Regions from separate parts of the Mus musculus genome. Here region 2 is linked to region 1. Evidence: chromatin loops called from intact Hi-C (ENCODE). Cell type or tissue: gastrocnemius. All regions are shown on one strand. Links, peaks and the distances in the headings refer to the core of each region. The heading gives the core; the rest is flanking DNA.

Region 1 (6,746 bases), core at 95-2,594:
AGACTTCCTCTTCTCAGCGACAGTATTTAAGAGCCTCTCCTTAAACTCCCCCTGCCACTTAGAAAGATTCCTGGGTCCTTTCCAAGTTTTTGTACACTGGAAAGCAGCCCCAGAGCTTTCAGGTAGATGCTCTATGGTGGTCATGGATATTTTTGGCACAATCCTGTTTAAGGCAGGAAGGGCTAGCAAGAACCGGCAGGGCCTCTGACGACCAAGGCACTGAAATTTCAAAGCCGGTAGGTAAGCGGCCAATGTTGTTGGTTGCCCAACAAGTCACAAGGCCTCTCATCCCTTCCGCATCAGAAGAGTTTTGAGATCTTTAGCAAAGGTAAGGGGATAAAAAATGGTTTTGTTTTGATGAAACAGCTGTTGGTCCTCAGATCTGTGCCAACATGTTGAGAGATGGCTATCGCAGCCCAAGGCAACCAACCAGTTATAACAGCTGCGGACAGAGGCTAAAGGGTGGCTTATCACTCCTCCACCTCCGTCCCTCACACCCTGCCTCCATAACACACACACCCCCTCCCCGCCCTCGCAGTTGGCTAGGCTACCAGGCTCTTTTCTGTACTACAATAGGTGGCAGATGGTGAAGAGGGACCAAAAAAGAAAAAATACAAAGGGGGCCCAGATTACAACTTGCAGCGGGTAAACACGCGGCAGAATGGGCCTGTATGATGACAGGCTCAGGACTATACAGCAACAGTGGCTAGGACTCAAGAGTTGTCTAGAAAGTTCAATTGCGCATAAAAGTCGCACAGCTTGGCCTGGCTTCACATCCCCTGAGGGTCTGTTGTTCTCCAAGATTCGGAGATAAGGGTGAGCTCGGACTCTGAATACACACACACACTGACTTTTCTCATGGTGTTGTCAGGGTCTCAGAATGTACTCAAGGAAGAGGGTCGGAGCCTCGGGAGCGAGGCGGGGACTGGAGGGCTGGGAGACGGGGACTTAACCGAAGGGACAGAGGACCATCAGTGGCCTCAGAGATTAATTAGAGAAAGACATCTGAGACCCGGAGTTGTTCGCGTAGGGGTCCCCGTCACAGAACAGTGATAAAGACACCCCAGGCAAGAAGTGGCCGCGCCCGAGTGGTTCCAAGACCCCGACGTGTGCTCACCGGTCAGTGCGTCCTGGAGCGCCCTACTGAAAACCTTGAGTCTCTGCTCGCTCACGCAGCCCCGAGTCCTCAGGAGACTGGAGAGGAAACCCACGGCGGCGGCGATCTCCGGGAGCATGTCGGTTCTCTTCCCGTGGCTCATACCGGTGGCTGAGGAAGTAGCTGTATTAGAACGATGATGACGGTCTGGCCACCTCTCGGGCTCTGCCCGGACTTTCCCCGGGCTGCGCCTTTCATACCACTCGGGGAGGCGGGGAGCCGTCGGTGGCGCCCATTGGCCGACGCTGGCGGATGGGGGCGTGCCCCTCCGGTGTCTCGCCTCTCCCCTCCGCCTGCGCCCGCCCCTCTCCGCCCCGCCCGCCAGCTCGCCCGCGCCTCCCAGGCGCTGAGGTCATCGCTCACTGACGTCATTATTGGGAACAAGCACCGGACTCCCGTGCTGTGGGAGGCAGGCGGGAGAGGGCCTTGGACCTGGGCAGAGGAAGCGCGCTACACCGGGCATGCCCGGACGTCGTCTCTGCACAGCGCCAAAACCCAGGTTGCCTGCTGCCTCCTCCAGGATGCCCTCGCCGATGTTATTTCTCCCATGTCTCCTGACAGACACTGACAGAGCCGTTCACCCCCCTACCTGAACATCTCTGCCACTCATCCCCCCAGCTGATCAAAACGGGTTCCTCGTGTTTTCAGCAATGGGGATTGTATTCTTTTTGCTTCCATAATAATTCCACCTCCCCCAACAAATTCTGCTCTTCCTCTTCTGTAATTGCCTAAAAGTAATCAGCTCTCACTGTTTGGTGGGAGGAGTGTCGAGGAGAGTATTTTCTGTCCGTAGGGTTATTTTTCCAGCACTCACTTTCCTTTAAATGGCAGTGTCTGTGTGTGTGTGTGTGTGTGTGTGTGTGTGTGTGTGTGTGTGTGTGTGTGTGTGTGTGTTTAAGTAATCTGGTGTGAATTGTACAAAGTTTTCCATCAGTTCCCTGCCCCTCCCTCTTCCCTGATTGTTTTCCTTCCTTTTTGTGCACTGAGGCTTTTGTAAACACTAGCTCCCCAGAGGAAAGGCTTCAGGTCTGGCTTGTCTACACGCAGGGGCTCAGGGACTGGTGCCAGGAAGCTAGGCAGACTACTGAGTGGGGCAACTTGTCACCCACATCTCTGAGCCCTGCACAGGATGGGGCCTGAATTTAGCGCCATGGCTTGTGTAAAATCCTGTTTTCCCTGAGTTCTAAGCCAGGCTTCTCTCCCTGTATCCCTGGTCTGAGCCACCAGCTTCCCTACCTGGATCCTCTGTATCCACCCTACCCCATTTCCCTCTTCCCTTTTCTCTCCACTGTCTGTTTTGCTGCTTGTTTTTCTTCAGTGGACTTCCCATCAATACTTCTGTCCCTTTTCCCACATGCTCTATCCCTCCCTCTAAATGTCTAGTGCTCCCTCTAAAGCTACCTCCCTCCCTGTTCCCCCTTTCAGACAAAGCTACTGATCACTGTCCCTATAGCACCCAGACCCTCTTTTTGCTTCCTCAGACCTGGTCCCAAGACTGTTGGCTTCTTCATCCCTAAATAATCTCAGTGGGTTCCTTCCCCTCCCATGCCCAAAGCACCTTCCCGGAAAGAGTCTTTTTCTAAAGTGTCCATCTGCTTGCTCTTGCCTTGCTCAAACCATCTGAGACAACCCCTCCCCCCCTTGCCAGGTTGCCTGGACTCATTTGCCTGACCAGCAAGACATTTCATCATTTTCTACAAACGACCTACCTTTGTAGGTTCCTACCACTTTGTACTATAGGGTCCCTTTCGTCACTGTCAGAAGACAGTATCACGACAGCTCTGCCATCTGGGTCACAGAATTTCCCCCACTATTCACTTGTCTATAACATGGCCCTTATCTCACACACCATGGCTGTGTCTTTAACTCGGAGTACCTTCCTACCTCTTAGCCGCCAATGCATACTCCTGCAGATCCCTGAAACTTCACCTTGAAAACACATGCCATCCTCCCAATGCTGAACTGATGTTACCCCTGTGGTCACTTAGCTCATCACAAACTGGGGATCCTCCTGCCTCAGCCTTACAAGCAGGACCTCTCCCCCTGGCCCAGCATCAGTTTACAAGGGACTTGGGAGTGGGCTACTATGTTGTATGCCTCATATTTCCCGGACACCTCTCATTTTGAATGTTCTTCCTTCTGTTTCTCGGGGTGAATCAAAATGCCCTGGGACTCTAGCAATCTGGCATTAAACACACCCCTGGATGGCTTCTTCACTGCCCCTCCTCTAGGGCTGGGACAGGAAGGGTGAGGTGATTATTCCTGCTTTTTTTTTTTTTTAAACAGGAAGCAGGGCTGACCTTGTAGAAAGGTAACCTAGATGCAATGAACCAGAGAGGTCAGCTGTCAGCAAGGCCAGAATTGACCAAGGCTAGCCACCAAGGAAGGCAGCCGAATAGGTCAAAGCGCACAAGCCTGATCTGACTGGTTTGTTCAGTTCCTGAATTTGACACTCTTACTGTCATCTCCCAGAGTCTTTGGCTCGGGTTTGGTGTTCTGGGCCTAACATCCTATAACCAGATTAATGGAAAAAAGCTTTCTGCAACCCAAAACATCAGCCTTGTTTTTCTTTAACTCAAACATGCCCCTATGTGTATGTTCACATCTCTCTGCAGTTTATGCAGTGACCACTCAGTAGAGCCAGGACAGGATATAGCTTGCAGATTACAAATGTGGTGTTGTTGTCATTGGCTTCCCCAGTCCCTGCTGCTTGGCCACACAGGTAAGGTGTCCCCAACCCTGAAATCAATTCTAAGGCTAGGTGTGGTAGTAGCAATCACCTTTAATCACAGTACTCAGAGAGGCAGGGGCCAACCTGGTCTACCTGCAGAGTTCTAGGCCAGTCAGAGCTACACCTTGAAACCGTGTTACAAAACAAACAATTCTAGAACTTAAGTCCTGATTTGGGGGTGCTGCTGCAGCGTGGTATTATCCGCTGGGTTTCTGCAGAGACACCATTAGATTGTACTCTGATGCTGTAGTGCACCGTGCTCCCCAAGAACCAAAGGCAGGCCTCCTCCTTCCCGGCTTCTCTTCTCCTGAGCCTACAGAGTGGCTTAACTATCTTACTCTCAACATTCCCAAGTCACCACACAGAAGCAACATCTCCAAATCAGGATTTAAGTTCTAGAATCTTTTACTTTGTTTGTTTGTTTGTTTTGAAACATGTTCAACATGGCGAGCCTGGAACTCCATTGGTAGACCAGCTGGCCCCTGCCTCTCTGAGCACTGGAATTAAAGGTGTTGGCTGCCACTTAGGACTTAGGACTGATTTCTGATAGCATCAAATACATTACTTGAGTCCTAATTTTTAAAGAAATTCCTTTAAACTGCCTTTTAGTTGATGATAGCACCAGCTGTGGTGGCACACACTTTTAGCCCCAGCGCTGGGGAAACAGAGGAAGGCAGGTGTCTGTGAGTTCAAGGCCAGCCTGGTCTGCATAGAAGATTTTATACCACCTAGGGTTACATGGTGAGATCTGATCTCAAACATCAACAAAAACTAAACAAAGGGGGAAAGCTGGTCTAAGTTGATGGGAACGGGCAGAAGCTTCAAAGTAAAGGTGTCACTCCTCTTCTCTTCCAGGTCGCCACTGCCTCCTGTCCTTGGAGTGTTTTGGACACCAGAATAAGGAGAACGGCTCCGCTCTACCTCACCCTCTCTACCTCCTGCCATTCCTGCTTATGTCTTCTTCCCCATTCTTTTATTTATTCTTCTACCTGCATCTATGGGTTGTGTGGTGAGCATAAATGCTGACACACTGTGCTGACTATGACTCCATAGTTCAAGTCACTGGTGCCTCGGTGATAGCAGAGGTGAGGATGACCTTGGCTCTACACTTTATCTGCACCAGAAACTTCAATGCCATGTGATCCCAGATCTTCTTTTCCTCTGCTCTCAGTTCAGCATTCCATCCATTTGTCTGGCCTACCGGTGTGGATCATTGGAGAATGACATGACATTCCAAACTGCCCTCCTTAGGCCAAGGGACTCTGTCCTTCTGTCCCGGCCTTGTCTGTGAGGAAATCACACAGCTTCCTTGTTAGAAGCCACTAGTGGTATGTACTTCTGTGGGGGGCCTTGGGGCCTTGGCTCGGTTGTCAAGGTTACCTCTCCGTTCTTACCACATGTGGAAACCTGAGGCAAACTCGGTGGCTCTGCTGGCAGAGGCCGGGCTGAGCTATTCTGGGAGAATGACTTCAGCTCCCTCCCACACGGCACTATGTGTGATTCTGTTGGTCTCTCTGTGTATCAGTGTGGGCAGGAGGGTGGTATTTATAATTGAGTGAGTGTACGTATTAAAGTGTATGCGTGAGCTGGAGTTTGGCGGGAGTGAGGGAGTACAGGGTTGCTGTGTCCTGGTGTCTGGTGAAGCCTGCTCTTTGAAAGGGACTGGCCTTGGGGTGGGGGTGCTGAGTTTGCCTGGGTGTAGCTGCTGCAGATGCTAATTTGATCTCACTTCCCGACATCAACATCGCTAGCACCTTGCTATGCTGCCCAGAGCTGATAAGGCACATCACCAGGGTGGACCAGCTGCCTCTTCACCCCTCCTTAAGCAGACCGGAAGTACTGATGAATCCTTCCACACATCTCTACAAAGGGGGCTCTGCCCACTTCTCAAAAGCCGAACCCAAGGTCGTTCTAAGCCACCAGTCTGGGAGTTATCCTTGACATTCAGAAATAGGAATTAAGAGCAGAAGAAAATATCTTTGTCACCAAAGCCTATTCACAGGGAACTGGGGATGTGAGCTCTGCTTGCAAAGTCTGTCTTTCAACCTTTTCCTCGACCCAAAAGTGAACAGGGAGTTGGGACAGACGCAGACAGTGTACAGGGAACTGGGCAGTAAGCAGATCACTGGCCATCCGACTAAAGGAAGTTCAGACAAGGGCTTCCTCATTTGGGGGGTTTTGACGTATTTTAAACCCTAGAGAACCATTTTTGACAATGTGTTGAGGGCTGGAGAAGAGTCTGGAAGCTAGAGAGTAACCCATTCCATTATTTGTTCTGAAGACAGAAGCTGAGAACAGACCCACCTGTGCATGACTGCGTAGGCCAGGCAGCTTCATGAGAGGAGAGCCGCTGTCCAGAGCGTTGCTGAAGGGGATGTCTGCTCCAACGGGACCCAGGCACTCCCAGAACAGGTCACCTGTACATAAGGATGAAATCCAGCCACAGAAAATGGCCAGGTGACAGCTGCAAGTTCATCTTCAGAGTGACCAAAAAAGCTGGAGAGAGTCATGCCCAGCTGCTGCTCCCGGAGGCTGAGTAGGAAGAGACATGGCTGCCCTTGCTGCCATTGCTGTCTCAACCTGGGAGCCTTGCTGAGATGTGGGCAAAAATGTGAGTCAAGAAAGGCCACGACTCTCTCTACAGTATGGTTCTCTGGACTTCTTCCCAACTGGCTCACTGCCTCTACTTGAATCTCACCCCAGAGTTCACATGCAAAGATTACCAAACGCCAACCTGGATGCTGAGCTGCAGCCAGCACCCATCATTTCTGTGACAAGGAATGTCCTCAATCTCTCTTCCTCAGTTTTGCCATCTTTAAAGAGGGACTCCTAGGGTCCTGGGTAGATCAGAGGTGATAC
Region 2 (2,500 bases), core at 1-2,500, 950 kb before region 1:
CCCAGCGGTTAGATGATCCTCTCGGCTTCACCCCAAAAGGAACTGAAGCCCGAAGTAACTTATTTGCATACTCGGACCTCCTGCTACTATGAAAAAAACGACTCATTGCTAATTACGTTTTCCTAAAGCTTTTAGGATTAAGAAACCAGTTACTGCCAGACACAAGTAATAAGATGTTGTGGGGGCGTAAACAGTAAAAACTCTTGGTTTCAGGGAAGAAAGAGCTTGTTCCTTGCTCAACAAGTCATGAGGATCAGCTGACCCTCCCCCAGGGCAGCAAGATTCTCCTCCTTAGTGTAACCACTACGCTCTGTGATAGCCACTTGGTCTTTGCATTGTGGATTAAAATGAGAATAAGAAAGTGAACTAAAGACCAGGCATGGTGGTGCATGCCTTTAATCTCTTTGCTGGAGAGGAAGAGACAGAACTAATAAGTTCAAGGCCAGCCTGGTCTACATCGCCAGTTCCAAACAGTCAGGGCTCTGTAGAGAGACCCGGCCTCAAATAAACAAATAAATAGATAAGTAAGAAAAGAAAAAAATAAAAATAAAAAAGGAAGAAAGAAACCAAACTAGTAAGAGATAAATCAGCCAGTACTTGGTTGGAAGGCCGAGGCAGAAAGATTGTGGTTAGTTTGAGGCCAGCCTGAGCTTCATAGTAAAATCTGTTTCAAACAAACAAAATCCTCCCCTTATTACAGTAATTAAAATTAATCAGCCAATATTTTTCAGAGGACAAAAGTCACCAATGTGTTATCCTTCGCCGGATGCTCTACTCTGTGGCTCTTGTTACTGAGGAAATAAGTGAATTGAACGCGCTGTTTCTGAGTTAGTTAACAGTTATCTTCCCACCTGTGACTTCAGCTTGCTAGTAACACCGCGTTTTTCTTTCTGAGGGGTATTTTGTCAAATGGACCCTGAAAGATGTCCAAATTAGATCACAGGCAATGCTAGAGACTTAGAAATCCTAAAGCAGAGGGGACAGGAATGTGTGAGTGATTCAGTTTCACTATGATTCACTAGGGATGATGTGTGTCTTAGCACCAGGCGAGTTGGTTATACAGCACTGCCTACATCGTTTCACTCCAGTCTTCCTACGCCCTTAATAGGAGAAGACCGATACACGTGTCAGATAAGCGGATAATTTGCCTAGCAATCGGATCCATAAAAAAGGGCTCGGGAGAATTCTCGGGTTCTCTTGAAACCCACTCACCTCCCCAGCCATTCCCTTTGACCTAGAGGGTGGGGCGCGGAGTCTCCTAGGAGACCAGAATGAACTGACTGCGCAAGCGTACATCCTAGGTCCGGCTGATGCAACTCGCCGCGTGCGAGCCCCGCTCTACCCCGAGTAAGGAAGCCGACAGGGACCACAGACGCGGCCAATCAGAGGCCACGCACGAGGGTGAGGCAAGTCCGCCTCTCGGGAGGCAAGGGTGGGGGTTCGGCGAATGACGTGAGGCGCCGCTGGGCGGTAGGGAGTAGACGCCCTCGGTCCTCCGTCTCGCCCTGCAGCTTCCGGGTGTGCGGCTGCGGCCATTTTGAGCTTCGCTTCTTTGCGCCCTCGCCTGCCACCCAGCCACCCTTTCCGCCTTGGCGTTTCGCGCCTCCGTGCGGGCCACCGGAAACGCCGCCGTCGTCTCCGTCGCCGCCGCGCGAGGGAGGGTCTTCTCTATGGTGGAGCGATCTCACACGGCCTAGGACGTCTCCTTCCCTAGCCGGGATGGACCTAACCGCGGTCGCCACCGCTTGCGCGGGCCTCTGGGCCGTCCGGTGCAGCACTCGTTGCGGAAGCCGCCGCTCTCTGGGCCTCCTCTGCCGGCGCGGGAATCGGACTGCAGTACCCACTCCGTGGCTGGGCAAGGCGGAGACTGTGTAGACCTCGGATCCAGCCTGCGCTGACGCCGCTGAGCTCTGTCCTCCTCCTGTCTGAGAAGCCGCCAAGGAAAGGAGATGGAGACAGGAACGCACAGGGCCCGGAAGCGGCCTGGCCCTCGGCTGGGCTCCTGGTTCCGGCTGCCCTTCCTTCGGCGATCGCACGCCTGCTCTTCGGAGTTCCCGCCGCCTTCCTCTCGACAAAATCCCGGGAACTCCGCTCTGCCCGAGCGTCGGACCAGGTACTGGACCAAATTGCTTTCTCAGCTCCTTGCCCTGCTCCCTAGCCTATTCCAGAAGCTGCTGCTTTGGAGCCAGCTTTTCGGGGGCCTGATTCCTACCAGATGGCTAGATTTTGCCGCAAGTTACAGCGCCCTGAGAGCTTTGAGAGGACGGGAGGAATCTGCCGCTCCCACGGTGCAGAAGTCTCTGAGTTCACTGCGGCTGGACTCTTCGGAAGACTTGGTTGTCAGTTCTCTTGATTGGCTAGAGGAGGGACTCCAGTGGCAGTGCTCGTCCTCAGACCTGGAGTTAAAACTCAAGGCCCAGGAAAGAGCTTTAGACTCTGCAGCGCCCACTTTCCTCCTGGAGCAGCAGCTGTGGGGAGTGGAGTTGCTGCCCAGTAGCCT

What was found. Peaks named below come from ENCODE experiments on the same cell type or tissue, not always from the same donor. Only the 100,000 strongest peaks of a DNase experiment are listed, where the experiment ranks them.
Region 2: a loop joins it to region 1, with 3 times the contacts of the local background. A loop is called at or near these places in 1 of 42 quality-filtered maps.

Annotation. Positions count from the first base shown.
Region 1 is chr1:134,077,795-134,084,540 of GRCm38, forward strand. It overlaps Btg2 (BTG anti-proliferation factor 2), which reads right to left and starts at 1,361. Exons shown (of 2, transcript NM_007570.2): 1 at 1,118-1,361. The coding sequence starts at 1,259. Gm31974 (a long non-coding RNA gene) reads left to right here and starts at 4,662. Exons shown (of 2, transcript XR_878547.1): 1 at 4,662-5,215; 2 at 6,169-6,746. In gastrocnemius, for the core only: no CTCF peak of the experiment used is centred there; DNase peaks (open chromatin) are centred at 186, 548, 1,437 and 2,219; H3K4me3 peaks cover 2,077 bases; H3K27ac peaks cover 2,417 bases.
Region 2 is chr1:133,129,798-133,132,297 of GRCm38, forward strand. Ppp1r15b (protein phosphatase 1, regulatory subunit 15B) reads left to right here and starts at 1,369. Exons shown (of 2, transcript NM_133819.3): 1 at 1,369-2,500. The coding sequence starts at 1,950. In gastrocnemius, for the core only: no CTCF peak of the experiment used is centred there; DNase peaks (open chromatin) are centred at 1,412 and 2,284; H3K4me3 peaks cover 2,352 bases; H3K27ac peaks cover 2,500 bases.